Regions from separate parts of the Mus musculus genome. Here region 2 is linked to region 1. The links are chromatin loops, found by intact Hi-C in ENCODE. Cell type or tissue: gastrocnemius. All regions are shown on one strand. Links, peaks and the distances in the headings refer to the core of each region. The heading gives the core; the rest is flanking DNA.

Region 1 (14,871 bases), core at 4,766-9,765:
TGAGTTCTTTTGTGATTGTGTTACCTCACTCAGGAGGATGCCCTTCAGGTCCAACCATTTGCCTAGGAATTTCATAAATTCATTCCTTTTAATAGCTGAGTAGTACTCCATTGTGTAAATGTACCACATTTTTTGTATCCATTCCTCTATTGAGGGGCATCTGGGTTCTTTCCAGCTTCTGGCTATTATAAATAAGGCTGCTATGAACATAGTGGAGCATGTGTCCTTCTTACCGGTTAGGACATCTTCTGGATATATGCCCAGGAGAGGGGCATTTCTTAAGCTTACAGTGATGGGTGTCTAAATCTTGACACCATCAAAGCTCAACTGAAAGAGACAACAGCATCTGATATGGACTCAGACATCAGCAGCAAGGATACGGGTAGATCATTGTATCTTCCATAGCAGAGCAACAGGATAATTAAATACGTTTTATAAGGTAGAACCAGTAGGTCTTGATGAGAGATTGGTTATTAGGACCAATAAGGTGGCTCAGCTGGTAAAAGGTGCTTGCCAGTAAGCCAGACAACAACCTTAATTTAATCCCCAGGGACCAACATGGTGGGAAGAGAGAGCAGATTCCTGAAAGCTGTCCTCCAGTCTCCATATGTGTGCTGTGGTGTGCACATGCACACATATAAAACAAACAAATAAATGTAATTTTAAAAAGGGAGATTGGATAATAGGAGCAAGAAATAGGGGGCTATTACCAGAATAGCTACCAGAAATAAATGGCTGGCAAGGGAAGGCAAATTAGTCTTTTCTACGGATCAGCCCCCTGTCAGGCTTTTCAATCCCAAGTGGCCAGCCCTAAACCCATATACACAGGCACACACTTAATGGGCTCAGCAGGTTGTATTTAGATATGCATATACTTGCATATACATAGCAAATACAGCAGAAGAAGGGGCAAAAAGGTCATAAATTCTAGAGGGAGTGTGGGAGACACAGGAGGAGCTGGAGTTGGGAGGGAGAGGGATGGGAAGGTAATAATTAAAGCACAGAACCCATGTCTAAAACCTTTAAAAAATCAAAAGAGAGGTATGAAAACAATGTGGATAGCTTTGAGTTAGCACTTCCATTTACTGAGTTTTATGCAAAGGCTGTGGGGGTAATTTGGGATGAATGGTGTCAGAGCAGAGGAGAGGATTTTCATTTGGATATGCTGAGGTGTGGGCAATCCAGACAGGTTGGGTTAGCAAGTGGGTTTTTTTGTTTGTTTGTTTGTTTGTTTTTTTTTTTCCTATTTCTGTGTTATACTGTTCAGGTTTCAGTTTGACATGTTGAAAAAAATTAAGGAGGTTTTGTGGAAGGAGTCTTAATTCTGATAATAAGTGAAGCCCCCTCCCCCGCTGAAGGAGCGGATTTAACATGAGGGTTGAACTGGTAAGATGGCTTGGTGCCTCCTCTTGTCTGCTGTTCACTTATAAGTTGGTTTTGATTCTGTTGGTGAGTTCCATTGCAGTTTGTCTTCCAGTGAGGAAAGGGAACAATAAATACTCTTTGAGTTACTGCAAAGCTATTGAAAAATCAGGATGGCATTTTGAGGTCTCTTCTGAGTTGTTGCCGAGCCCAGCGGTCCATCGAGTATCGCCTTACTCTGCTTCGGTTTGCTCTCAAAACTTACTGCATTCCAATTATACTGTTGTTGCTGAGTTCAGTACTAAAGTGAATATGCTTGCTTTCTAAAATGGAATTTTTAGATGATAAGAGCTTATATTTGCCAAGTGCAATAAGCCAGATAGTTAGCTAATTATAGCACAGAACTCATCCTGATTATATATATATATATATATATATATATATATATATATATATATATAATCTCCATAGGCATATATCTTTGCATTTGGAGACATGCATCCTGTTTTTGCTCTATTTCAGAATGCATTTTTCAATAGATGTTGAAACCACTTACATTTTAATTTTCAGAAGTGGTTTCTTTGATGGGTATTTTATTATAGGAAGAAGTTTAGGACACCCATGCCAATGGATCCACAAACAAAGATATCAAAGAGGTAATGTCTGGTTTAGCTTTCTTTCATGGCGACCTTCTTCCCCCAGGGCCATTGCCTGTCCTGGTGCTCACTGTCAGCAAGCTTCCACCTTCAGAGAGATATTTCAGTTCCAGGCACAACCTGAAAGGTTTGTGAGTTTGTATTTGACGTTTGCTTCAGCCATACTTGTTTATAAACTGTTGGTTATACAGGGGTGAGGGGGGGGGGTCCTCTGGTCTACTTGGTGATGAGCAAAACTGAGTCACAGCAAGGCGGGATGCCCTAGGTCTACCTCTTCCTTTGTGGGTTGGGTTGGGTTGAGAGTAACAGAAGAGTCTTGTTCCAAAGGATACAGCCAAGAGGAAGTAGGACAGGCAGTGTGTAGTGGGACATCACTCCAGACCAGGCTTTGTGATGAATGTTCTGCACATATATTATCTCATTTAACACAACAAAACAATACATTCCCTTTAAAATGTCATTTTAGTTACATTTAGTAGACATTTCTAGAGAAAAACCATCCTCTTGCTGGCCCTTAGAATAGATCCTTTTCTTCTTTTCAATCTAAATCATTTTAGTTGCATGTTTGCTTTGTAAAAACATGGTCTTCTAAACAGTCCTTTCTCAAGGAAAGAATACGATAATAAAATTTATAGAGTTTTTGAATCTCAAATTTTTGGAGAAATAAAAATAACCTGCACATTTCAAAATAAAATGATGTTTCTACTCTTTTCTTTTGAAAATTTAAAAGTTATACTTACCGATGGGTTTTGTGTGTTGGCGCATAGACATGTTAGGTTGCATATGGTGATGGTGGGGGTCACACAGCAACTTTCAGGAGTCAGATCTCTTCATCAGATGAGATGGGGATTGGGATCAAACTCAGATTTGGTGGCAAGCCTCTCTATCCACTGAGCCATCTTGCCGGCCCTCATTGTTTCTGTTTTGAATGCTCCAATCAGCAAATACAGAGACAGTCTGCTTCTAGAATCTTCTGCTCTGCCCTTGATAGGACGGACCAAGAATAAAGCTCCATTATTATGGGATATCTACCTGGCGAGCTATCTTCTAGAGCTGAGTTTTCCTGGCTAGGGAGATGGTTGGTAACTGACAAACATCGGTGTTTGCTTTTAGACCCTGAGAGCTGGGCAGCCAGCCTGTCAGGTGCATGCACAGCTCAGTTGCTGGCAGAAACCGCTGAACTTTGCACAGGCAGTGGGTGGTGAAGCACCATGTGCCTGACCTGCTGTTCAGCTTGGAGCTAACAATGCCTTCAATTATGACTTCAACAGGCAGCTTTGAGGGATGCTCTATTCATTAGTGTGTTTCACTCTATAATTAGTAATAAAGGAACACAGACGCTTACAAATATAAAGAGCTAAATAATAATCAAGCAGTAAAGGCAAGACATTGGACCCTTCCTCCTAACTTTGTTTCTTTCACATCAATAAACATTCTACAAGCTTTCCCCCTCATCGCTTCCCTTTGTTGAGCGATCTGAGTTCACTCTCACCCTGGATTCTTATTAGCTGTATGATGAGCAATGCTTTGTCTAACTTGCTTATGCTTCAGTCTCTTATTTGCAAAAATAGAGTTAGCCATAGTTCCTATGGCATGGAGGTAGAAGAGAATTTAATTCTCACAGAACTCTCTGTAAAGAGCTTTGCATATAGAAAAGCTTCCTCAGGAAATGCCAAATCTCATTATTATCTTCATTTTAATTTTAAATGGAATGCACACAAGGCTTTGACCTAGATGGGCTCATTTTTTTTTTTTTTATCTTTTGCATTTTGAAGGCATGTAGCCCAGGCTGGCCTTGAACTCCTGATCTTCTGCCTCCATCTTCCAAGTACTGGGATGAGAGGTGAGTGCCACCAGGTCTGACTCAATGGCTGTTTTAAACCTTCCAAAGCGACCCTCTTCATACCCACGTGTGCCCATACCACCATTGACGATTATCAGTAATAGTTTATCAATCTTGTTTTCATACAGTTCCGTGGTTTTGTTTTCTTTTGTTTTGGAACATGTTAAAGCAAATCCCAGATATGTGTCACTTCATCTTCAATGTATATGTTCCCTCATCCTTTTTTCCCCCCTGCAGTGCAGGGGACTCAAACTCAGTCAGAGAAAGCATCCCAGCACTGTACTCTGTCTCCATCCTATTTGTGTATCTTTTCGGTACACCATCTTAATAAGCAGTTTTGGATCATCTTTACCTCAAGCCCCAGCTCCTGAAGGAATTACTGGGCTCTGGTAAAATCTCTACAAATGTTTGCTTAATTCGTGGATGAACGGCTCAAATATAGCCTTCCCCCACTTTTTAGTAAATGCTCAATAGCTGTTTGTGGAAGGGGTAAGAGAGGGCAGGAACTTTGCATAGCAGCAGATGCATACGGAGTCATAAATATTTTTACAAAGTCAACAAATGTTTTTAGTTGTTGGGCAAGATTTTGCAATACCCCAAATCCCACAGGCTTGGTGTCCCCAGAAGCACCAACAATGCCCGAATAATTAGCTCTTGAAAGGAGGTTTAATTCTGGTACTGAAATTATTTGTGAATATCTGACTTCAGGCAACTCTATGAGAAGCAATTAGCAGATTCTTCAAATACATGACGAATCCTTTATTACTGTGCTTATAAGTGACAGAGCTTACAGAGAACCGAATGTAATTAAATAACAGTAACTTGAAATCTACCACAGACTCAAGATCTACAAGTTGTTAGACTTGGCAAGGCAAAAACTTCTCAAACATTAGGTTGTTTCTGGTGAAAGATAAAATCCCAATGAGCAATTCCAACACATTTTGTTTTTTGTCTTACAGACAATTCCTTTGGCAGTAACTTCCACTTAGCTTTTAATATATAAAAATATAACAAAATTTCAGTATATACAAACATTACATTACACAATGTACAGGTTAAAAACACTAAGAAAATTGCAAGCCACAAATGAAATTAAAGCCAATAGCATGATAAGAAAAATTAAATACTGCACACATTTCATAAAAATTACATTAACTACATTTTTTTTGTTTGCAAATACCAAACAGTACCAATGTGATTGGAAATAGCTTCCAACAACTTCATTTTAAGGCACATCTTGCATATTTATATATACAACACTGAAACCGGTCAATAACTTAGGGACGTGTCAGGGTGACCTGTATATGTGTGTGAAGACATGCAGGATAAGATTACACATTTTCATTGATTCCCTTCTTCGGGGACACGTATCTGCTACCAGGAGGGGATTCATAGAGGGGTACTCCAATCTCCTGCAGGTCTGGGAGCCTTCCTGGACGGGGAGGGGAGAGTAAAGTGACTGTCCTGTCATAGTCTCTATGCAGTACTTTCTCATAGACGCTCTGCAACCCTACTGTCTTGGGGAGCTGGGCCTGATAGTAATTGTCCCTGCGCAGAGGATCCCGAGGCAGGGACGTGCTCTTACAGAAGGTTGACATCTGGGCTGGTGGGTGAGGAGGGGGGTGTACGTTGGGTCCGGCACAGGATGGGCTCCAGCAGCGATCAGAATGACCTAGGATCTTGCACTCAGCAGTACACGCCCACAGTCCTGGGGGGGGGGGGAAGAAAAGAAATTCCTGAGGTTAGTATTCTAAGGCTGCACAATGTCAACGGGGTCAGGGCAGCTGGAGAGGATGGCACATGCTTTCCATGAAGATAACTTGACATAATGCAAAGTGTAGCTCCTTTGCTGGGAGAGCAGCAGCAGCAGCAACAACAACAACACAAAACGATGAATAGAATACCCTCCTTCCACGGCTAGCATCGCATTTAAAGGGAATGGGGTCCGGCTGGGACTGGAGTATTGAAGAGAGGGATGAAGGAGAGGGACTGGGAACAGAGGTTTTGAGCAGGCAAGAAGTTGGCAAGGGAGGGTGGACCACCGGACTGGCCTGGGGAGAAGCATCCTTACCACTCTGCATGTGGTTGATGAGGTCTTTTTTCAAAGCGTCCCCGCTGATGTCCGAGTCACTGTCATTGAAATCACTGTCTCCTTTGCCGCTGTCTTTCCCACTGAACTTCTCAGCTTCTCGGCCCGAGATGGTGTTGAATGAATGACCCTTCCAGACTGCAACAGGGGGCGCAGCAGGCTCCTTCCCGAAGCCTGGAGAGGCACCGTAAGGCTGCAGCAGGGAATGGGGGAGGGGGGAAGGTGTGAGGGTTGGACAGGACACAAAAAAGCAAGTGCGACAGGTTAAACATCTCCCTGTGAGAGCCCACCCTTACCCCTCCGGTTTCCCTTCTCCCAGCCTGTCCGCAGAGCACGGAGGGGGGCGCCCAGCCGAAGGAAGGCCTCACCTCGGCGTGCGCGCCTCGGAGCCGCTGCTGCCCCTCGAAGTGACAGGCGCTTTCCCCAGTGGCGCTGCCGCCCTCCGAGCCCGGCACTTCGGCCGCGGCGACCGCGGGCGGGGGCGCGTCGGCCGCGGGGCTGCCAAAGGGCGCTTTGCCGCTGCCAGGGAAGGTGAGCACGTCGAACATGTTGGGCCTGGGCCCAGTTCCCCTGGCGGTTTCATCCGGGGAGCCAGGGGCCGAGGCTCCGCCGCCCGCCGCCCCGGGCCGCTCTTCCCGGAGGGCCCCCCCTTTGCGCACCTCCTTCTTGCGGCGGTTGCAGGTGGTGGCGATGGCGATGATGGCTGCAAGCAGCAGCGTGCAGCTCCCGGCTAACACGATGATGACGATCAGCGGCGTGTCCCACTGCAGCGAAGGCCCCGACGGCGCGAGGCGAGAGCCGGGTGGCCGGGAGTGCTCTGGGCTCCCGGAGCTGGCAGGCACAGCTGACCCGCCCCCGGCTGTTACCACGAAACTGACGGTTGCAGTGGTGGTGAGAGGGGGACGGCCGCCGTCGGATATGACCAGCAGGGCCTTGAACACGCGGCCAGGAGGCTCCTGCGAGAGGTCTCCAGTAAGCATGATCTCCCCCGTGTGGCGGCCTATGGAGAAGGCCTCGCGTGGCTCCTGCTGCAGCAGATCAAAGGCCAGTTCCCCGTTGGCTCCTTCGTCAGCATCCCGGGCCTGGATGCGCGCCACAGCTGTGTCCTTGGTGGAACGTCCAGGGACCGCTACTTCTAGGGAGCCATTAGCCGGCGCCGGATGCACAAGGATCGGAGAATGATCATTCTGGTCCAGCACCCGCACTTGCACCAGAGCATTGCTGGAAAGCTGAGGGGAACCGCCGTCGCTGGCCTGGACACGCACGTCAAGCTGGCGCAGAGTCTCATAGTCAAAACTACGGAGAGCGTAGATGGCTCCGGTAGCCGGGTCTACTGAGACGTAAGTGGACACGGCTTCCCCAGAGCGGCCCACTTCGGCCTCTACCAGGCGGTAGGTGACTTGACCGTTGCGACCCACGTCAGGGTCGCGGGCTGCCACTGTGGCCAGGTAGGCGCCTGGAGGGTTGTTTTCGCGGACCGACACCTCATAGACTGGCTTGGTGAAGATCGGTGCGTTGTCGTTCTCGTCCCCCACTCGCACGGTGTAGGGCCTGACGGTGCGAAGAGGGGGTGTGCCACGGTCTTCGGCCACCAGCGTCAGGTTGTACTCCGCGATGCGCTCCCGGTCCAGAGATGCAGCGGTCACCACCAGGTAGCTGCCAGCATAGGCCGGCTGCAGCCTAAAGTGCTCGTGCCCGTAGAGGGCGCAGCGCACCTGCCCGTTGGCGCCCGAGTCCCTGTCCGAGGTGCTGACCAGCGCCACTAGACTCTCGCGCGCCGCCCCCTCTGGCACCAGCGAGGTGATACCGGCTTCCTGTGTCCCGGACCCAGTCGACGAGGCCGCGTCCGCTCCTCCGAGTGCGGCGGCAGCGGCGGCGGCGGCGAAGGGCGAGGTGGCTGGAGCCCCCGGGGCGGCCAGAGGAGTGATAGAAATTTCAGGAGCGTTGTCGTTGACGTCTCGGATGCGCACGATAACCTTGCAGGTGGCTGTCCGGGGCCCTGGACCTCGGTCTTGAGCCCGCACGTCCAGCTCGTAGGTGTCCTGGCGCTCGTAGTCCACCTGCCCAGCCAAGGTGAGGCGGCCAGAGCGCGGGTCGAGCCGGAAGAGGTGGCGGGCTTCGGGAGGGGTGCGGGCGCCGAAGGTGAACACAACGTCGCCGTTGGGACCTTCGTCGGGATCGGCAGCGTCCAGGTCGAGCAGCAGCGATCCCACAGGTGCGTCCTCGGCCAATTCCACCTCTGCCACGGCACCCTGTGGGAAGGCCGGGCTGTGGTCATTGGCATCTAGCACACGCACGCTGAGGGCTGCTGTGGCGGAACGCGGCGGTCGCCCGCCATCCTGAGCCACCAGCTCCAGGCTGTAGGAGGCCTGGCTCTCGCGGTCCAACTCCTGTAGCAGCACCAGGTCCGCACACTGGGCACCGTCCGCGCGCGTCTGCAGCTCCACGCGGAAGGGGCTGTGAGGCTCGGCTAGGCGTACACTCTGCAGCCCGTTGGCACCCACGTCCTCGTCCACGGGCACCTCCAGGGGGATGCGTGTGCCTACCGGAGCGCTCTCTGAGACCTCCACCGGGATCTGGGCTCGGGGAAAGCGGGGCGCGTGGTCGTTTACATCCCTCACCTCCACCTCCACGTGCACCAGGCGGAACTGTTCCTGCGAGAAGCTGACAACATCGAAGGCCAGCACGCACTGTGGGGACGGGCCACACAGACGCTCACGGTCCAGGCCCGCATCCCCGACGGTCAGCTGCCCGTCGCCCTCGCGTACCCGGAGCAGAGAGCTGTTGAATTGCTTCATCAGGCGGAAGCTTGTGTCTCCAGACACTTTCATGTGCAGGTCTTCTGCAAGGGTTCCGATGACTGTGCCAGGGGCATCCTCTTCGAACGTGCTGTATCGGACTGTCTTGCTCTGGGCCACTGAGAGCACCCAGCAGAGACTAAATAGCTGCAAGGGGAAAAGGCAAGGGCTGCCCCAGCGCTTCGCAGGACTCATATCGCCAATCCCCAACTGCTATTCCGAAAGGCTAACCTAAAGAGTCTTCCCCGGCGTGCAGATCGGAGCGTGAGTCCCAGGCTCTGCGAGCCCCGTGCGGGAAAAGCTGCAGCTCCGGCTCGGGCTGGCTCGGAGGACGCGCAGACCCACCCTCACTCGGCGCCTCCGCCTCCTTTCCCTGGGCTGGAGCTGCGCTGGCGAGCGCCGCCTCCGTCTTTATAGCTGCCGATATGCAAATCACTGGAAGGGGCCAGCCAATGGTCGCTTAGCCACAGCGCCGCTCCTCCGCCAACCACCGACAATCCCTTTAATGTGGAAAGGCTTAGAGGAGAAAACAGGGAAGGAAAATGAGGGAATCTTTCCTTTGTTTTAAAAACTCCTGCTCCCATTTTCTGTTAGCACCTTGCTTGCAATGAGTTAGCACTGGGCTCTGAAGTAAACGAAGCTGATGATTTTTGGAAATTGGGTGCCAGGCACCCGGTCTCTTCTGCCCGCCGCTGCGGGTACTAAGCCCGAACAAGCTGGGTTTCTCTTCAGAAGCTCCGGGTCTCACATCCTACCCCCCATCCGCCCCTTTATTTTGCATTTTAAAGGCTTCAAAACTTGCTCTGGGGAGCGAGGCTCTCTGTTCGCCTCCTCCCTCAGCTTCCCACCGGTGTGGGGAATAACCTGTCGATGAAGAAGAGTGAAGGGTAGAGCAAAACTGATTTTATTCACATTTGTGTACGCAATTGTGTTTTGCTCGTGTGAGCACCGGTGCCACTTGCCTTTCAGAAAAGAGCCCTGCGATACACGTTAGTATGCATGTCACTGTTCAAATGGCTTCCTTAAGCCCTAGGTGCTAGCAGGCAAGGAAAAATAAAGTTCCAAATAGGATTTAGCATAAGCTTGAGGAGATTTGGAAAGGTTTCAAAGATCAGACTGTATCAAAGGCTTATGAAGCCCTCGTTAGTAGTGGAAATAGAATGGCGTGGCAGGCGATCCCATTGGAGGCCCCGATGTCTGTATTATTTCACTATGACAAGCTAGAGGGGGAGAGAAAGTTGAACAGTTTCCACAGTAGAGTTGGGCTAACTTGAATATAATGAGCAAACGCCACATGTCTCCATTATGCCTCTCTATTCACCCTCAATCCGTGCCATAACTCTCAGGCTAAACGGTGATGGGCGCTGAATCCCACACAATACCGGGTTCCTACTAAAGTGCATTTAGAGATCGTTTTCCTCCTGATGCCTTGTTCCGCCTATTTAGAGGATTTGCTTTCTGTTCTAATAGGGCCTCTCTGGAAGCAACACTCGCCCTGTTCCAGAAGAACAAAATCACAGCGTGACGTTGAAACCTGGCAGGAACCTGGGGTAACTTAGCCATCTGCCTATGAAACCGTAGAACTTCAGCATTACCACTTTCCCTGGCTGGGGTCCTCGAGATGCCTCCGTAGGTATCCAGGTATCTCCACTCCCGGAGCTGAAGGACAGGTTGTGCCAACCTGGAACAAGACTGATTCTTATTGATTCTTACCGAAGGACTCTATTGAACAGGCGATGTAAATACACAGGAAGAAGGGAGAGTTACAAACACAAGTCACACACTTGGAGAAATAAAGACAATGAGTTTGCTAAGCATGTTGCATTGGGCCTCTATTCTTCGGAATCTGGACCATGTTCCTTCTGTAAGGGCCTTTTGCAGGTCTCTTCCCTTCAGACTCATTTGGACCGCTTTCAGAAGAGGAGCAGGGGTTTGCCCCGAGTAGGGAGAATACCTGAGAGGTAGGACTGGGTGGACAGTGCACTGGAGGGGATAGGGGATGTTTGGGATTGCAGGAAATGCATTCTGAGCCATTAAATAAAAATCTTTATGGGGTTGAGGAGGGGCAGTGGGTAGTTTGGGGGCTCCCTTCATCTTTTCCACCTTCCAGTGCTGGTATTTGCAGGCAGTGAGGCCAGATGTCTGAAGCCACTGAGACATTAGAAAGGCAACACTCCTACAGAACCTTAATTTCTATTCTCCCTGTCTCTCTGTCTTTCTCTCTCTCCGTCTCTCTCTCTGTCTCTGTCTCTCTCTGTCTCTCTCTCTCTCTCTCTCTCTCTCTGTCTAGTGCCATTTTAGGTTTTGGCTCTCACCCTGGGTGGAGAGATAAATATTGTATGAATGCTCAGTCTTTTTTCGAACCCCAGACCACCCTGACCTGGACCCACACTTGACTCTTGGCTTTTCCAGGCTCACTCCCTCTTCCTTTATGGCCTCTCTCAGACCCACACCCAAACAGGTTCGGAACCTTAGTGATGGACAGCAGCCAACCTGGGAACCTTCGTTGTCTCTGGCACTGTGCTATCAAGGCAGAGAATGTGTTGGCCTGGACCTGGAGGGAACATGAGGTGGGATTTGACCACGGTTCTGTAATACACACTCTCTCACAGCTCAGTGTCTGGGAGCTGAACTCCAACCTGAGATTCCAGGTTTCACCGAGGGAGCTCAGCAGGATGCTAAGTGCACTTCCTGTCACCTTCTCTCTCTTCCCTCCCACACCCCCCAAAGGCAAGTGCTTGGAAAAAGCAAAAGGGCAAGAAAGGGCAAACAAGAAGCCCAGCCGCGGCAGAAACGGTTGGGGAGGTAAGCCCTAGGTTTGAAGACTATTGTCCACCGAGGAGGAGCCTTGGCAGCAAAGAGGGGTGGGGGGTGGGGTGGGGGGAAGTCGGGGGTGGATCGTCAGGCTGGGGAAGGACTGCTAGGAGCACTGTGCAGCCAGTGTTCCCGGGACTGGCAGGGCTGTAGGTCCAGGTGTGAAGGCACGCGAGCAGGGAGCTCCCGCTGGCCGCCCGCATTCGCCAGATAATGGAAAGACGATTTAAAGCAGCGTGTTAGCGGTCACTGCAACTCCCGGAGGAAAAGAAATGTCTAGGGGGGCGAGGTCTGGAGGAAAGTCGGGGAAGGCGACCGCAAAGGGATGGGAGGGGGCAAGTCCACCCCCCACCCCGTGCGGATCCACCCACAAAAGCTGCCCTGATCGCCTGGTTACCATGCCAAAAGGTCTCAAAGGAGCCCCTTTCTCTCGGTTTTAGCAACTTTGCCCGCAACTGTCTCGCGCAATCCTGAGAACAAACACAGCTCCACAATGGCCGCGTTTTCTCGAGATGCAAATGTCGCCGGCTCGGCGGAGCTGGGTTTCTGTCACCGCGTCTAATGCCTGCATTGTGAAGCTCGCGTGCAGACCTCCGGATTGACACAGGCATCACGTGATGGATTAGGGCTCTAGGAAAGTTTTCAAAGCAGCGACAATGGGGGGCTCAGCCTGATCCGCTATCTCCCACAGTTTAGCCGGAAAGAAAAAAAAAATCAGGATATAGTCTCATATGTAATAGGATTATCTTTTCCATTTCAATTTCTGTACCGCATGTAATTTATTTTTAATTAGGATTATATCTGCCAGGAAAGGGAACTAGACTTCGCTGGAAAGTGTAATTCTAAGGATGGATGGAGAAAGGGACTATTTTCTAACATTTTATCTTTAACAACAACAAAACCCAGGACCCATGATTTCTTCTCTCTACAAGCTCACTCCATTGAATAACTCTCCCATGGAATCCTGTAACTGGTGATCTGCCATGCAAAGAACAGACGAAACTGCCTTTTGCAAAAATCTCTTAGAATTCCCAAATCTCTGAATTTTCCTGGGATTGACATGTAGAAATGAATGCAGCAGAGCTCCTTTGTACACTCCAAATGTTTATTCTGATTTTTCTCGTTGTCAATCCTGCCAGAATGAGTTTTAAATGTTACACTAAACCAAAGAACAGCATAATGTAATTACATCTCAGCAGACAAGCAGTGGGACAATTTGGGGTGAAAGTAAGTGCTGTTTAAAGGATGGTTTTGGATTTATCCCAATGCCAGATGTTCTGAAACTCTGGTCCACTGTCTTGGTGACCAAGCCTTCTGCATGCTTTGTGTGGTGGGAAACCCTGGGGATACACTTTACCTGGCAGGAAGTAGCACATGGTCTTTGTCATAGGAAACTGCTATCCTTGGGTTCCAATCTCATCGTTGAGAAACCACTGACATGCGTTATTACCCGATCTGAGCACATTACCTGATCTCTTTGTGTCCTAAGTCACTTCATCTATGAAAAGGGGCAGGATAATGGAACCTGTCAAGACTGTCTGGAGAACTGTGTAAGATGATATACTATCAGTTGGCTATGAACACAGGTTATTTCCCTTCAAGTCACTGGGGAAAAAATATCAGAGACTATGCAATAGTCACTTTTTTAGGTGAGGGGTTTGTTTAGGAAAGAAAAGGAGAAAGGAGATAGAAGGAAGGGAGAAAGAAACACATGTATTTCTGGTCTGCTTCTTTGCTTTCAATTCTATGGAAATAAGTGAGAGCTGTGTGAATAGGTGCCTGGGCTGAGCTCAGAGAGTTTCCGTCTCTGTTCTAACTATCCGTAGGCCGAAGGCTTCTAGCCTCCATACAAGCTAATCATCCAAGATGACTGGTTACATCTGTCTTCTCTTAGCTTCTGACTGAATTGCTCTGCCTGGCTTCATACTAACATTGGCAGTGTGTTCTAGTCTTCTGGCTCCTTCGAATTCTCTGGTTTGCTCTGTCTTCAGCTGTGTCTGGTTTGTTCTCTTTGTTAACCTGTCCCTGTAAAATTTTCCTGGTAAAACCGTCAAATACACACACCACCCATCTCCCATCATCGCTCTCTGCCCCTTCACTGCTCCTAAGTGGCCTCTCTTCCTCTGCTGTTCTCCTGTGAGTCGGGCGTATCTTATCTCTGACTCTGTCAAATCTTTCTCTGATTTGTCACTCTGTCTGCCCCTCAATTAGATGTCACTTTCAAACATAGCTCTTTCCTTTTACAAACCAACCTTATCTTCATTGTTAGGGATGGAAGGTGTGTACTAAGGGTGTGTCTGTATTCTAGCCAGATCTTCCTACTGTAAACCAGCGTGTGTTTGCATTCCAGCCACATCATATCTTTGGATGCAATTTCTTGTCCAAGCAACCATATTGCTGGATTAAAATTCCTCTATAAATTTGAGTAATTTCCATGCTCTCTCGTCATTTGAAGGTCTTCTATAGTTGAAATTAGACCATAACTAAAAATATAAGTCAACCTTTCCCCTACTTAGTTCCACAGAGGTCATCTATCATCATTGAAACCAACTACACATAGTCATTTGACAAGCAGCAACCCCTGATGAATAAGAGACTTTAGTTTTTTAGGATTCTACAGAACAGCAGGTAATCTCCTGGGACTATTCAGAATCAACCTCTGAAAAATGCTTGGTCATGTGTTTCCTCTTGGCCTTTACCTGCTGGAGTTGGCACAATAAAACACTGCCCACCAAGTGGCTAAAATAACAGACAATGTACTTTCTTATACCTTTGGAGGCAATAAGCCCACGACCAAGTCCAAGATCTAAGGTTTCTCTCCTTGGCTTGCAGATGGCTGCCTTTTCACATGATCTTATGTTGTCTTCTCTCTACATGCATGAGCAGTCCCTGATAACTTCTTCTGATTTTAATTTCTTCTTTAGAGGTCCTGTCTCTAAACACAGTCACGTTTTGTGGTATTTCAGTGTTGACCTCTCAGATTGTGAATTTTCAGGTGACAAAGGCAATTATATCCTCATCCTCTATTAAGTCTCAGTTTTGTGACATGTGCTATGAGAACAGAAATTAAAAAAAAAAACTTGTTACAATATAAATAAATGGTTTTGAGAAGAGAGTAGAGAAATTTCTTATCTATAATTTCAAACAGGTAATCAAGATCGACATACTGGCTAGTTTTTATGGCAACTTGACACAAGCTAGAGTCATCTGATAGGAAGAAATGTCAGTTGAGAAATTGAGAAGGCCCATAGATTGAGCTGTAGGCAAGTCTGTAGATCATTTTCTTAATTAGTGAGTGAAATTGGAGGG
Region 2 (14,871 bases), core at 3,906-8,905, 290 kb after region 1:
TCCATCCAATAGCTGACTGTGAGCATCCACTTCTGTTTGCTAGGCCCCGGCATAGTCTCACAAGAGACAGCTATATCAGGGTCCTTTCAGCAAAATCTTGTTAGTGTATGCAATGGTGTCAGCGTTTGGAAGCTGATTATGGGATGGATCCCCAGATATGGCAGTCTCTAGATGGTCCATCCTTTTGTCACAGCTCCAAACTTTGTCTCTGTAACTCCTTCCATGGGTGTTTTGTTCCCAATTCTAAGAAGGGGCAAAGTGTCCACACTTTGGTCTTCGTTCTTCTGAGTTTCATGCGTTTAGCAAATTGTATCTTATATTTTGGGTATCCTAAGTTTCTGGGCTAATATCCACTTATCAATGAGTACATATTGTGTGAGTTCCTTTGTGAATGTGTTACATCACTCAGGATGATGCCCTCCAGGTCCATCCATTTGCCTAGGAATTTCATAAATTCATTCTTTTTAATAGCTGAGTAGTACTCCATTGTGTAAATGTACCACATTTTTTTGTATCCATTCCTCTGTTGAGGGGCATCTGGGTTCTTTCTAGCTTCTGGCTATTATAAATAAGGCTGCTATGAACATAGTGGAGCATGTGTCCTTCTTACCCGTTGGGGCATCTTCTGGATATATGCCCAGGAGAGGTATTGCTGGATCCTCCGGTAGTACTATGTCCAATTTTCTGAGGAACCGCCAGACTGATTTCCAGAGTGGTTGTAAAAGCTTGCAATCCCACCAACAATGGAGGAGTGTTCCTCTTTCTCCACATCCTCGCCAGCATTTGCTGTCACCTGAAATTTTCATCTTAGCCATTCTGACTGGTGTGAGGTAGAATCTCAGGGTTGTTTTGATTTGCATTTCCCTGATGATTAAGGATGTTGAACATTTTTTTCAGGTGCTTCTCTGCCATTCGGTAATCCTTAGGTGAGAATTCTTTGTTCAGCTCTGAGCCCCATTTTTAATGGGGTTATTTGATTTTCTGGAGTCCACCTTCTTGAGTTCCTTATATATATTAGATATTAGTCCCCTGATTTAGGATAGGTAAAGATCCTTTCCCAATCTGTTGGTGGTCTTTTTGTCCTATTGACGGTGTCTTTTGCCTTGCAGAAGCTTTGCAACGTTATGAGGTCCCATTTATCGATTCTCGATCTTACAGCACAAGCTATTGCTGTTCTATTCAGGAATTTTTTCCCTGTACCCATATCTTCGAGGCTTTTCCCCACTTTCTCCTCTATAAATTCCAGTGTCTCTGGTTTTATGTGGAGTTCCTTAATACACTTAGATTTGACCTTAGTACAAGGAGATAGGAATGGATCAATTCGCATTTTTCTACATGATAACCACCAGTTGTGCCAGCACCATTTTTTGAAAATGCTGTCTTTTTTCCACTGGATGGTTTTAGCTCCCTTGTCAAAGATCAAGTGACCATAGGTGTGTGGGTTCATTTCTGGGTCTTCAATTCTATTCCATTGGTCTACTTGTCTGTCATTATACCAGTACCATGCAGTTTTTATCACAATTGCTCTGTAGTAAAGCTTTAGGTCAGGCATGGTGATTCCACCAGAGGTTCTTTTATCTTTGAGAAGAGTTTTTGCTATCCTAGGTTTTTTGTTATTCCAAATGAATTTGCAGATTGCTCTTTCTAATTTGTTGAAGAATTGAGTTGGAATTTTGATGGGGATTGCATTGAATCTGTAGATTGCTTTTGGCAAGATAGCCATTTTTACATTGTTGATCCTGCCAATCCATGAGCATGGGAGATTTTTCCATCTTCTGAGATCTTCTTTAATTTCTTTCTTCAGAGACTTGAAGTTCTTATTATACAGATCTTTCACTTCCTTAGTTAGAGTCACGCCAAGATATTTTATATTATTTGTGACTATTGAGAAAGGTGTTGTTTCCCTAATTTCTTTCTCAGCCTGTTTATCCTTTGTGTACAGAAAGGCTATTGACTTGTGTGAGTTAATTTTATATCCAGCTACTTCACTGAAGCTGTTTATCAGGCTTAGGAGTTCTCTGGTGGAATTTTTAGGGTCACTTATATATATACTATCATATCATCTGCAAAAAGTGATATTTTGACTTCTTCCTTTCCAATTTTTATCCCCTTGATCTCCTTTTGTTGTGTAATTGCTCTGGCTAGGACTTCAAGTACAATGTTGAATAGGTAGGGAGAAAGTGGACAGCCTTGTCTAGTCCCTGATTTTAGTGGGATTGCTTCCAGCTTCTCACCATTTACTTTGATGTTGGCTACTGGTTAAAGCCCTTTTCTTACGGGACTCCTTAGCCTAGCATAAAGTTTTACACTTCATGGACAAGGATGCCTGTCCAACCCCATTTCCACTTCATACTTTATAACCAGTGATGTTGAACAACTTCCTATTCCATGCATATTCACTGCCACACTTTTGCATGGTCCACACACTAGCATGACCCTACTGTGCGGGGATAGCCTATTGATCATCACAACTAGTTCAAGAATAGTGTCCATTCCATACCTCAGATGAGCTGACTTCTTGCTCCATTGTGTCATCTTGTCTTTCCGTTGGCTTTCTTTTGGACCACACAGTAGACAGTTGTGACTTATTTATATACTCTTTTCATCCTGAGTTAAGCCCTAGGCAGGGAATGTATCTCATTGAGGTTGTCACAATCAGTGCCAAGGACAGTGCCTGGTATACAATAGTCATCCAATGCCATTTGATGTGTGAATGGCATCAACTTATCTGTCCATGATGCAGTCAACACTCATACATAAGGAACCTGAGACTGAGGATCTTTCTAGGCTCATGCTGTTAATGGAAACAGCAATGGAATGCCTGATCCAAGACTTGTTTCTAGGCTATTACACCCCTCACGTTCTTCAAACCAAGCCATCCAGAAAGCAATGTTGGGAGGGAGTTTATGTTCATTTACGTGTTACAGATAATGTTCATTTATAAAGTCAACAGACAGTTTTGAGCAGTGAGTATAAACCAGGCAGTTCTATAGATGCTAGGTTATAAAAATAACACAAGAAAAATATGCGCTTCTCCAAGTAAATGTTCGGTATGAATAAACATACATAAAATGGATTTTAAAAATGGGTAAATTAAAGATGAGGAGAGAAGTCAGAAGCCCACAGGGTAGAATTCTATAAGCAGCAGCAGCAGCCAGACTTTATTCCAACGAGCGATGAAAAGTTATTGTACCTTTCACAGAGGGAGTTGGGTGGCTATATGGAGCAGATTCTGGAACACAGTGAAGGAGGGGCCTAAGTTACGCTACTGCAGCACGTCTAGAGATTTTTGACAGTGGCTGAGACACATGCAAGTGAAAGGAAGAGGTGGTATTCACAAACATACTGATGGATTTGTTGTAGTTAGATTTAACTACCTTGGAGAAATGGGCCAAAGCCATTGCTGTCATTTGTCTGTTTTTCAGCATCAATTTGGGGTCTGAGAGAATATATATGAATATATATTGATACTATATCAAGCTCATCTTCCTGGGTCATTGAGAACCCAACACTCAGTTGTTTCTGTTCCACAAAACTTTATTATATAAGCAATGTGATTGTTGCCTTTTAGGGATCAAACATTTACTTGTATGTCCTAAGGGCAAGAATGGGACAATACAGTCTTGGTTTAGGCCAGCCTAGCTTTGAACATGACTTTGCAGGATTTGTCACATGGACAACAAGAGTTTGGAATTAAAAGCGATAACATTCTACCCTTTGATTCAAGTCCATTACTAACTGTGTGACTTCGGCAAAGGATTTTAATCTCTCTGAAGCCTAGTCCTGTTATTTGTAAAAGGATACACACATCTCAGAGCTGGTGTCAATCTTAGTGACATGAATTATTACTAATTAGTGTTTCCCTTCTAGCGGAAAGTGGGGAACAAAGTCAGAAAGAACTCTTTCCTCTATCTTCTGGACCTTGATAGGACTGTATCCCAACCAGAAAAATCTTCATATTCATAGACAGGAGTTGGTTAGTTTGAGGGACAAAAATGTTTCTCTTTGTGGAACTTTGTGGAAAAAAAGTAAGAAGCACAACATAAGCCTTATTTTTTTGTTTTCTGTTAAAGATAGGGTCTCAGGTATCCTAGGCTGGTCTTGAACTTGATCCATAATCAATTATGATCTTGAACTTCTGATCTCTCTGCTTCTACCTCTAGAGTGCTGGGGTTATAGGCATGTGTTAGCATCTGGTTTATGTAGTGTTGAGGATCTAGTCCAGGGCTTTTTGCATGCTGGGTAAGCACTCTGCTAACTTAGTGACATCCCAGTCTTACAAATAACTCAGCTAGTGGTTTGCATTTTTTTCTATGTTTCTAGTGAGGATGACGTCAGAGTAGAATTATGTCAGCATGAAGAAGACACCCATCTTTAACTTGTGCCATGGTAACTCCTGGAGAGCCTGGAGATGAGGGTCCATCTCTTATTGGCTTTCACATAAATGTGTAATCTTGAGTTGATAAGTATAGAAAAACACCTCTGTGGCACATGCCATCTCTCTTGACACAAGTGGCTCTGGGGATAAATCAAAGCTCAGAGGTTGGGTTCTTGGCAGGCAGGCAAAGGAATGTCTGCCCTTCTGTGCACTTCAGCTTCTTGGATAATGACTGAATAATCCAGATCATGAATCACACGATGGTTCAACTTTGACTGATTGGTAGTTGATATCTGAGTAGGAAACTAGGTCTTTCCTCACTGGGGAGGGGAAGTTTGGGTGGCTAATGCTGTCTGCTGTAAATAGAGCAGGGAAGTATGGCAGCATATAGACTAGGCTTGACCATCTTTATTATGTAGATTCAGGAAAGTTTCCTGAGTTGTCAGGACTAAATGAGGAATCCAGATCTTGAATCCCACACTGTTTCAACTTTGATTGACTAGTAGTTGATATCTGTATGGAAACTAAGTCTCCCCTCACTGAGGAGGAACAGTGATGGATGATATGTGCTGCGAGCTGGCGGGCTTGACCATCTCTGGTATGGAGATTCAGGAGAGTTCTCTGAGTTGGCAGGGGCTTAATGGTATATCCATCTGGAGGCTCAAGGGCAGCAAGTGAGGACAATACTCTCCTAGGGTACCACCTTCTGAAGATGGAGAAAATGCATTGTGTAAATCAGGTGTCTTGATTTTTCACTATTTTATTTAACTAAAAAAATTGTGTCTGTGTGTTGTCTGTGCATGAGTTTGTGTACATGAGTGCAATGTTTTCAGAAGAAAGTTCTAGATTCTCTGGAGCTGGAGTTACAGGCAGTTATGAACTGCCCAGTGTGGGTGCTGGGAACCAAATTCCGTCTTCTGGAAGAGCAGGAAGTGCTATTAAATGCTCAGACACCTTTTCAGCCCTTATGTTATTTATTTTTTGACTTCTGACTTATTAGTATAATTGTCAAGAGACATCATGGCTAGGTCTCTGCTTTGTTACAAGGACCTGATAGAGAGGAGGCCCTATGAACAGTAGGGACAACAGTCTCACAAGGAAGACCAACACCCACTTAGCTTGCACAAATTTTCCTTCCTATTGCTAGCTTTGGGTGAGCCACGTGCTGATCCTCCGGGTCACATCTCACTCTTCCTTCAGTTCCACCCTTTCCAGACAGCTGCTACTGCCTATGCTCTTCCGCTGGTCATTTCAAAGCTTAACTCCACTAGGAAAAGAAGACGAAATACAGAATATGTAGTCAATGTGAGCTGAGTCTTACACTGAGTATTTACCAAAGACCTCTGTGCCTTTCATCTCGCAATAGTCCTAATATGTTAGTTCTCTTTCCACCATCTGGTAGATGCAAAATTGTAAAAAACAAAGTCTCAAAAGTGGCCCTAATACAGCAACTGGCATATTTTATGCTCTCAGCTTGCCACCTGTCAGTGGTGTAGTGGGTAAGGGATGTGTGTACATTTGTGTATGAGTGTGTATGCCCTTATATGTGCCATGTATGGAGGCCAGAGGAGAAGTTCAGGTGTCATTCCTCAGGTGCCATTTGTAGTTTGCACTCATGTTCTCTCTCTCTCTCTCTCTCTCTCTCTCTCTCTCTCTCTCTCTCTCTCTCTCTTCTTCCTCCTCCTCCTCCTCCTCCTCCTCCTCCTTCCTGGTCCTGAAGCATATTGAGTAGGCTAGTCTGGCAGGCCAATGAGCCACAAGGCTAAATCTATTTCCACTATAGCAACACTGTGATTAAAGTGTGTAGTCATGCCTAACTTTTTTTTTTACATGGTTTCTGGAATTGATCTCAGGTCTTCATGCTTTTCATAGTAAGCACTTTACCAACAGAGCTACAGTTGCTCTTCTCCAGGATGCTGCTACTGCCAACACTGCTGTTTAACCACTGGTGAAGAGTGGTTTTGACAGAGCTGCTGGTAAGGAGTGGGCTCCAGAGGGCAGAGCCTGGGCAGATACTGCCTACTCACATCCCAGCAGCCTGGGAGAGGGCAGAGATGCCTTGTGCTCTCTGAGAAGGGCAGGGAGCAGTTTCATTCTCCAGCATGGACACTGTGAGTCATAGTGCCTACTGCACCTTCCATGCTATCCTTAGGAGGTTAAGAGACTGACCAACATTGGGTTCAGGGGACCCTCTGCATTAAAAATGCTTTTAAGCAGAAGATTTGCTCTATGGCTTGTTTCTTTGTTTTTCTTTGTTTGTTTGTTGTTTTGTCTTTAATACAAGTTTTCAAAGCACTGCATGGAGTACTAGCAACATAACTTTCATTGAGTTTGAATGAGAATATATAGATAAATCACCAAGCAAGGTATCCTTGTGTTTCTCTCTCTCTCTCTCTCTCTCTCTCTCTCTCTCTCTCTCTCTCTCTGTGTGTGTGTGTGTGTGTGTGTGTGTGTCTTTGTGTGTTTAGTGGTGAGGGGTGCTAAGGAGCTACATATTTAATGTGGTGTCAATATGAATAATTTTAGAGACCTCCTGAATATTCTGTAATTACATTATCTTTACTTCTTGTGTAGCTTTATTATTCAATTGATAAAATGCTCACTGCTAATAATAACAAACAAATGATTTAATTCATCTCTTAAAAGAAAAAAAAAAAGTCTTTCCTTGAAACAGCCCAAAATGTTACAAATGCCTGAGACAGGCACGCCCCAGACAATCTTTAGCACAATTACATCTGAATAGCTTGAAAACAAGGTACTCTCTCTTTCTACCTTCTGTCTGACTGTGGTGGCTGAGAGCAAACAGGGGGGTTGCATGCAGAGTCTATGATGCACGCTAGAGTTTGTGTATTTAAATAGCAATGCTTTACCAACGTTATTCTCTTCTGGATTCAATGTGTGGACTAAAGCCTGGGGATTTTCCCATGAGTCAGTGAGAAAGCAGATGAGATGGAGATCCTCCAGCTTCACAGATAAGGGAGAGGGCACGATGCCACAGGCTACCTTGACTCTTCTGTCTGCATGGATCTGGAGGCTAAGTTCTTTGACACAGGAAAATGGCAGAGTATTGAAAAGCTGAGTTTCGCCAGGGTTGAATTGTAGCTGTGCTGTTTATTGTATGACCCAAGGCGTGTTCCCCTTCCTTCTTGTGCACAAACCTAAAGAATGGCATTACCTGCCTTCCAGCGCTGATGTGAATGAAGGGGGAATGGAAAGCACTTAGCACAGCATTTACTCGGGAAATGTTTATGCAATGTTGGCTATTATTTTTAAAATGTGCTTAATGAATGTGTGGCGAATGAATGAAGAATATGTGTTCTGATCACAAGATGCTCCGGGCAACTTTTTCCATTTTCAGTTATACCAGCAAGAAAGCCTAACGAAGTGCCAGTCTCTCCCAGGGACCTTGTAACTTCTGACTGTCAGCAGCTAGGATGCCTGCAAGTCTTCCATTTTAACTGGGTGTCTGCATTCTGCAATGCCAGCATTTGGGGCCTCTTGTGGGAACCCAAGAAGAAGCAGAATTAGGACTGAGCTGGGGGTAGGAACAGCTTGGTAGGCCCCTCTGTAGCTATAGAAAGCTAACAGCTAGCATTCATGGAACTTTTCTTTTATTGTTAGCCATCAACTGCTAATAGCACCAGTCTTTGGTTAGTTGATTTTTTTTTATTAGATATTTTCTTTATTTACATTTCAAATGTTATCCCCTTTCCTAGTTTTCTCTCCGAAAAACCCCTAACCCTCCCCCCTTGCCCTGCTCCCCAACCCACCTACTCCCATTCCCAGTCCTGGCCTTCCCCTATACTGGGGCATAGAACCTTCCCAGGACCTAGGGCCTCGCCTCCCATTTATGACCTACTAGGCCATCCTTAGCTACATATACAGCTAGAGCCACATGTTCCACCATGTGTTTTCTTTGGTTGGTGGTTTAGTTCCAAGGATCTCTGGGAGTACTGGTTAGTTCTCATTGATGTTCCTCCTATGGGGCTTCAGACCCCTTCAGCTCCTTGGGTATTTTCTCTAGCTCCTTCATTGGGAACCTTGTGCTCTGTCCAGTGGATGATTGTGAGCATCCACTTCTGTATTTGCCAGGCACTGGTGTGGGGAGCGGGTGTGGCGGCAGTCCCAAAGGCGCCAGGGACTGCAGCTAAGTCATATGACTTGCACCTGACTTCCTCATATAAGACACAAACATCTTGAGTGCTGCGCAGGTGTACCAGGATACAGGTGAATCCAATTTGGTGGAGATTTGCCCCTGCTGCCCTGATTAGCTAAAGCCTCGTGACTGGCGAGGGGGCGTGGCCTGCGGTGCGTGGATGAGAGAGAGTATAAAAGGAGTGAGAGGCTCAGGGTTCGGGGGAGATATAAACAAGAAGAATCAGGACTGAATAAACTGCTGTTAGAAGGACTGGTGGTCGCGTCGTTCTTGCTGGTCGAGAGCGGGCGCGACACACTGGCAAAGGCCTTCAGAAGACAGCTATATCAGGCTCCTGTCAGCAAGCTCTTGTTGGCATCTGCCATAGTGTCTGGGTTTGGTGGTTGCTTATGGGGTGGATCCCCAAGTGGGGCAGTCTCTGGATGGTCATTCTTTCAGACTCTGCTCTGAACTTTGTTTCTATAACTCCTTCCATGGGTATTTTGTTCCCCCTTCTAAGAAGGATTCTGAGATTCTGGGCTAATATCCACTTATCAGTGAGTACATATCATGTGTGTTCTTTTGTAATTGGGTTACCTCACTCAAGATGATACCCTCCAGATCCATCCATTTGCCCAAGAATTTCATAGACTCATTGTTTTTAATAGCTGAGTAGTACTCCATTGTGTAAATGTACCACATTTTCTGTGTCTATTCCTCTGTTGAGGGATATCTGGGTTCTTTCCAGCTTCTGGCTATTATAAATAAGGCTGCTATGAACATAGTGGAGCATGTGTCCTAATTACATGTTGGAGCATCTTCTGGGTATTTGCCCAGTAGAGGTATTGCTAGATCTTCTGGTAGAACTATGTCCAATTTTCTGAGGAACCACCAAACTGATTACCAGAGTGGTTGTACAAGCTTGCAGTCCCACCAGCAATGGAGGAGTGTTCCTCTTTCTCCACATCCTCGCCAGCATCTGCTGTCACCTGAGTCATGGAACTTTTGCTGGCACTTCACACTTAGAAGAACCCCAATCTGTAGGCACAAGTACGATCATTCACACTTTACAGATGTTACACCAGGTTACAGATGTTACACTTTACAGATGTTACACCAGGTAGAGGTTGCCTAGGATGCCCCCAGAAACCCCACAGCTTGTTACTTAGAGAACTGGGTTGAAAGCCCAGTGTGACAGATAAGCTCCAGGATTTTCCTATTGACCACTGTGCTCTGTCAAGAGTCTGAGGCTGCCCCAAATAAGATTATGCTGAGTCAGGATGCAAACTGTGAGGAGGGCATTGATCCTCTGCTCTATGGAAAACAGTTCAGAGCTGAGTGTGATGCAATCCCAGCAGAGGGAAGAGCATTGTGAGTTTGAATGAGACCCTGTCAAGGACAGGAAGGAAGGGGGAGGAGAAAGGGAGGGAGGGAGGGAGGAAGGAAGGAAGAAAAAGGAGCTAGAGAGGGAAAGGGGGAGGGAGGAAGAAAAGAGAAAGAAACCCTGTTACTTAGACACACACACATGTATATATATATGAATGAACTCTCCAACTGGCTTCTAGCATGAATCATATTCTCTCTCTCTCTCTCTCTTTCTCTCTCTCTCTCTCTGTCTCATACACACACACACACACACACACACACACACACACACACACACGTACCCCAGTTTGTAGACCTTCTTAAGCCTTCCACTCGATTAGATAGGCACACAGACCGAAGGCGTACAATGCACAACTAAATTAAGGGATTTTGAAGACAAGCGAGGAAATGGATATCCAAATGGTTTGTGCTTGCTGGAAGGACGTTTTCACAGATTCATCTTTTTTCCATTTACCCTTAAACATATTTTAGGCTTGCCTGACGGAGCTGAAGATACGAGTCCCAGTCCTCCATAGCGTGTCTGCTTCCCTTGGGGGACCTCTCTCTGCTTTGGGCAAAAAGAGCTGACAGTCAGAGATGGTAATAGGCTGCCAGATTACTTCAGGTTGTGCTATAAGTCTTCCCCTGTCCACCCTTTCTTTCCAGGGAATACTGCACTGTGTAAATTAGATGTGAGAAGGGCTTTGGCGATTAGGGAAACTGATACCTGGGCTGTTGCTCTATTTTCAGTTGTCCCAGTTCTGTCTGAGCTCTGAACCTCTATATTCAGTGACGTTCCCACCAAGACATTCTACTCACGAGACTGAGGGTAGCTAGTGCTGACGTAATGGAAATCAGCTCTGTCTACAGCCCTCACTCCTCTCTCAGGGTGTAATTGAAAAAAGTGTAGAAAAGAGGTTGACAATTCTAGTGAGTTTCTCTCTCAGCTTCCCTCTCTCTGAAGACCAGTTGGTCCATTTTTCTTTCTTTCTTCTGCTAGTTGCAGAGGGGCAGTTGAAGTATAGACAGAATCTATAGATGCTTCTAAAGGGCTGGACTCAACATTCACACTACTCCAGACTCCTGAAAATGGTTCAGAGTAATGGGTTCTTACTGGCTGTGTGATAGGCATGGACCTTTCTTCCCCTCTCTCCACCTCAGATTTTCTTTTGAGACTTGAATTAATACACACGGTGCACTGTATACAGTTCCTACTCCATCTTTTGCAATCAGCATTAGCTATTATTTTGTCAGAGTACCCTAAGTTATGAATGGCAGTCTTCCTAACAAGTATCCTATTTGTGGGGGCAAAGAACAGAGTGACATTAGAAGTTTAAAAAAGGGAACTAATGGAGACAGACAAACAAGAGAGAGAAAAGGCCACAACTTCTCTGCCATCCTCAAGTGCTTGGTACTGGGTCCTGCATAATGGAAAGAGCCGGTCTGTATCTCACACCAATTGGAAGGGACAAACAAGACTGGCTTCAAGTTTATATAATAACAGTTTTGCTTTATGAACTCGTACTATGTCATCTAAACCATTTTATAGTACATTTTTTCTTTATTTCTTTCTTCTCTCCCTCCCCCTCTCCCCTCCCTCTGCCTCCCCACCCCCTCTCTGATCTCCCCTCCCCCTCCCTCTTCCTCTCTACGTCTCCCCTCCCCCTCCCACCTCTGTCTCTCCCTCTCCCTTCCTCCTCATTGGATTCCCTTTTATTGTGGGAAATGGTGAGATATTTTGGGCTTGTAGCTGTACTCCAGGTGCTGGGCTGGCAAAGTATCCTGTCCTGGCCAGGAGACTTCCTGAGGTGTTGAAGAAGGCTGCAGGGCAGAAATGCCAGGTGACTGTGCAAATCTAGCTTGCTAAATATAGCTCGTGATTATACAGTTATTTCGTTGATTTTTTTTTCCTAATCACAGTTTACTGGAGACCTTAACCTTTAGCATGCTTAACGGCAGGAGGCTTGAAAAGCATTCTTCTGGCATTCGGTGATAAATATCTTTGACGAGTAATTATGAAAATGTATTAATATCTTGGTTATAAAGAATCATCATCAGAGTATGACCCATAGTGTCCATGGACAGGGGGGTCAGGAAACAGAGGGACCTGAGATGACTCTGAAGCAGGATATGGGAGTGAGCTCCTTGACCAAGGTGTTGCAGGCTAGGAGTACCATTGCTCTAAAGAGCTAAGTCAGATGACACTAATCATTAATCTTACAATTTCTGAAAGCTGGGAGCAACAAGAGCTTTAAACAAAAATCCATTACCTAATGCTGGGGATCAAATGCAGAGTCTCACACATGCTAAACTCCATCACGTGGGCTACATCCTCAAGCACTATAGGAGTTAAGTCTAAAGTGAACCCAAGAGGGACCAAAGAACAGAGCAGACGCTGCTTGTCTAGAGACGTTAAAGTTGTGTAGAGAAAAAAATCCTGATCACCCACTTCCCCCAAGGCCAACTGATGACTAGTAGAGTCCAGAAGACGATCAAGACCTTCCAAACTTCTAGTCTGTAGCTGTTTTGTCCTAGGTAGGGCTTCATTCTGTATCTCCAGCTGCCCTCCATCTCTCAGTTTTCCTGTCTCAGCCTGTCAAGTGCCAGGATTACAAAGGTTCACAACCATACCTTTCTAGGTCACAATTTTTTTAATTAAAAAAAAAAAGTTTATTGTAGAAGCTCTAGGGAATCCATTGAAGCTCAAACGATAGGGGTTCAGGGAAACAAAAGCAATTCTCTAACCATAAATTAAACCTAATGTGTGTGGGTATATAGTGGATATATGTACTAACAATACTAGGCAGCAATGGGGAAGTAAATGTGATTCAAGATGTGCAGAAGATGAAGTGGGACTCATCTTTGAAACTCTATGGTGGCCACATTACACACGCTGGTGCATTTGACCAGCTCTTATGACAGGGACCATGCTGATTGGGGATACCACTGGTAAACCTTATCTCTTATTTTCAGTGTAGAAAATTCTACCTGGGTCTGGGGGGACTTTAATTTTTTGCAAGAATGAGTCTATTTTTGGCTACGATGCCTACACAAAATCAACATGTCAGCATCTTTATTCTTGTTCCTTTTGGGGGAAGAGAACTAGTGAAGAGCAGAAGGGCACAGGGAAGCCCAACTGCCCATTTAGCTCTCTCAGCATTTGTAGTTGGAAAAAAGGCAGTCAGCCCAGATAATTAAAGAAAGAATCCTGACCGAGGTACTTTGTTCAAAGTTCAGTCACATTTGGGGATGGAGAACTCCGTATGCCCCCTTCCCTAGTTAATAGCTTTGCTGACCTTCTCCAGAGAAAAAGTCATTAGAATGTTGAGTTATGATCTGTTTCTTATAAAATTGTGCCAGTCCCCCATTTATAGCCCTGTATTTCAACCCATTCTAATTACCTCTTAGAATATACTTCTCAGCTCCTAGAGAATATTTTAAACCCTGATCTAAGCAATCAAGCATATTTCTTGGTTGAAAAACTGTGCCCTGATATTCATGGGTCTCTGTAACTGCCCAAAGTTCCTCAAATAGCCACATAATCCTTATCTGTTTTGGAGTTATTTAGAACACATGTCATTTACTAGCTTAACTTTGGAAGATGACCTTTTACACTAGATGTTTAGTGTCAGGGGAACAAGAAGGATGAGATGAAATCACCCATAGCTCTTACAGTGGTTGTCTGCATCTTCCCAGACAGTATCTCTCACTTCTTTCTCTCCATGACATCTTCCTCTACTTCTGAGAGGGTTGCTCGATGCAGCGTCTCACCGGAGTGGGAGTGCAGGCGTGGGGGTGGGTCTTGCCTAATGCAGTTCTTGTGATGCTTCTATAGCCCCACAAAACACTCATAGGATTGAGAAAATCTGTTCCTTAGGCTTATGACATTGAGAGACCTTCGGTTCATGTTGAATTTGGATCTGCCCAGTGGAGCTCCCTACCTTACTCTACCTTACTTATCATATATATATATATATATATATATGTATATATATATATATATATATGGATATATCTGTATATTACCATATATATATATTACTTTACCATATATACATATATATGTACGTGTGTGTATGTGTGTGTGTGAGTGTGTGTGTATTAGCTTCTACCATTTCTGATAATTTGTGTGACTCAAAGACTTCTGGAGGTCCATGCTCCTTTTATGCTTTGAATAGGACTAAAACCAGCACTACTGAGAGGAAACATTTTTATAGACTTTCTAAATCTCTCCACTGCTGAGAAGGATTGGAAAAAAAAAAAAGAAGCATTTCTCTTGTCTCTTTATTTCTAATCACTCCTTCCTTCTAACGGGACTGAAGCACCATGAGAAACGGCACTCTTTTACGGCAAGGACTCATTTGCCCATAACGAACACTGAGCACAAAAGCAAATTAAACAAAACCAACCCTATGCTTAGAGAGACCATTAGGAACGATTTGACATTTATTGAACAACAGATGGCGATTAAAAGCATAAAAGCTAGATTGCCTTGCAAGAAACAAAGGGTTGTTCTACCGAGGAAGCCTAACGTTTCAATTAAAATACCACGCAATGTCAATTAAATCATATGAAGATAAGACTGAAAATGGTTTCTAGCTGCACTCTAATCAATACTGCAGTTAAAATCCTCATCAAGAAGCACCCAAGTTTTGACTTTGACAGTTTGTTGAAAGATTAGCCAGAGCTTCAGGAAACCATTTCCTTCCGTATAGGGTTCAAAAGGTAAGCATTTAACCAGGAGTGCCTTGTACGTATTAAACAGATTCATCTCAGTGCTGAGGAGGAAGCCTCATTGGTTTTGCTGTGTTTCAAATCTCATCTACTTTTTAGTATGGATTAGGTATTAGTGAGGGGTGGAAAAATAACCCCATTATTTCCACAGCTAGGATTTCATTTTAGTAAGCTTTATATTCTTTTGGGGAGCAGCAAGTTGGCAGAGAGAGAGAGAGAGAGAGAGAGAGAGAGAGAGAGAGAGATTGAGACGGGGGTG

Evidence for each region. Peaks named below come from ENCODE experiments on the same cell type or tissue, not always from the same donor. Only the 100,000 strongest peaks of a DNase experiment are listed, where the experiment ranks them.
Region 2: it touches region 1 in a loop (2.1-fold over the local background); 2 of 42 quality-filtered maps call a loop at or near these places.

What each region holds. Positions count from the first base shown.
Region 1 is chr14:79,762,179-79,777,049 of GRCm38, forward strand. It overlaps Pcdh8 (protocadherin 8), which reads right to left and starts at 9,134. Exons shown (of 3, transcript NM_021543.4): 1 at 6,319-9,134; 2 at 5,933-6,143; 3 at 4,594-5,569. The coding sequence starts at 8,943. The coding sequence ends at 5,193. Gm9748 (predicted gene 9748) reads left to right here and starts at 7,730. Exons shown (of 2, transcript NR_154550.1): 1 at 7,730-8,023; 2 at 10,219-10,564. In gastrocnemius, for the core only: a CTCF peak has its summit at 7,655 (motif pointing right); DNase peaks (open chromatin) are centred at 6,486, 6,984, 7,689, 8,090 and 2 more places; H3K4me3 peaks cover 1,249 bases.
Region 2 is chr14:80,048,808-80,063,678 of GRCm38, forward strand. No RefSeq gene overlaps it. Among named protein-coding and RNA genes, the nearest start is that of Olfm4, 56 kb to the left of the region's middle. In gastrocnemius, for the core only: no CTCF peak of the experiment used is centred there; no DNase peak of the experiment used is centred there.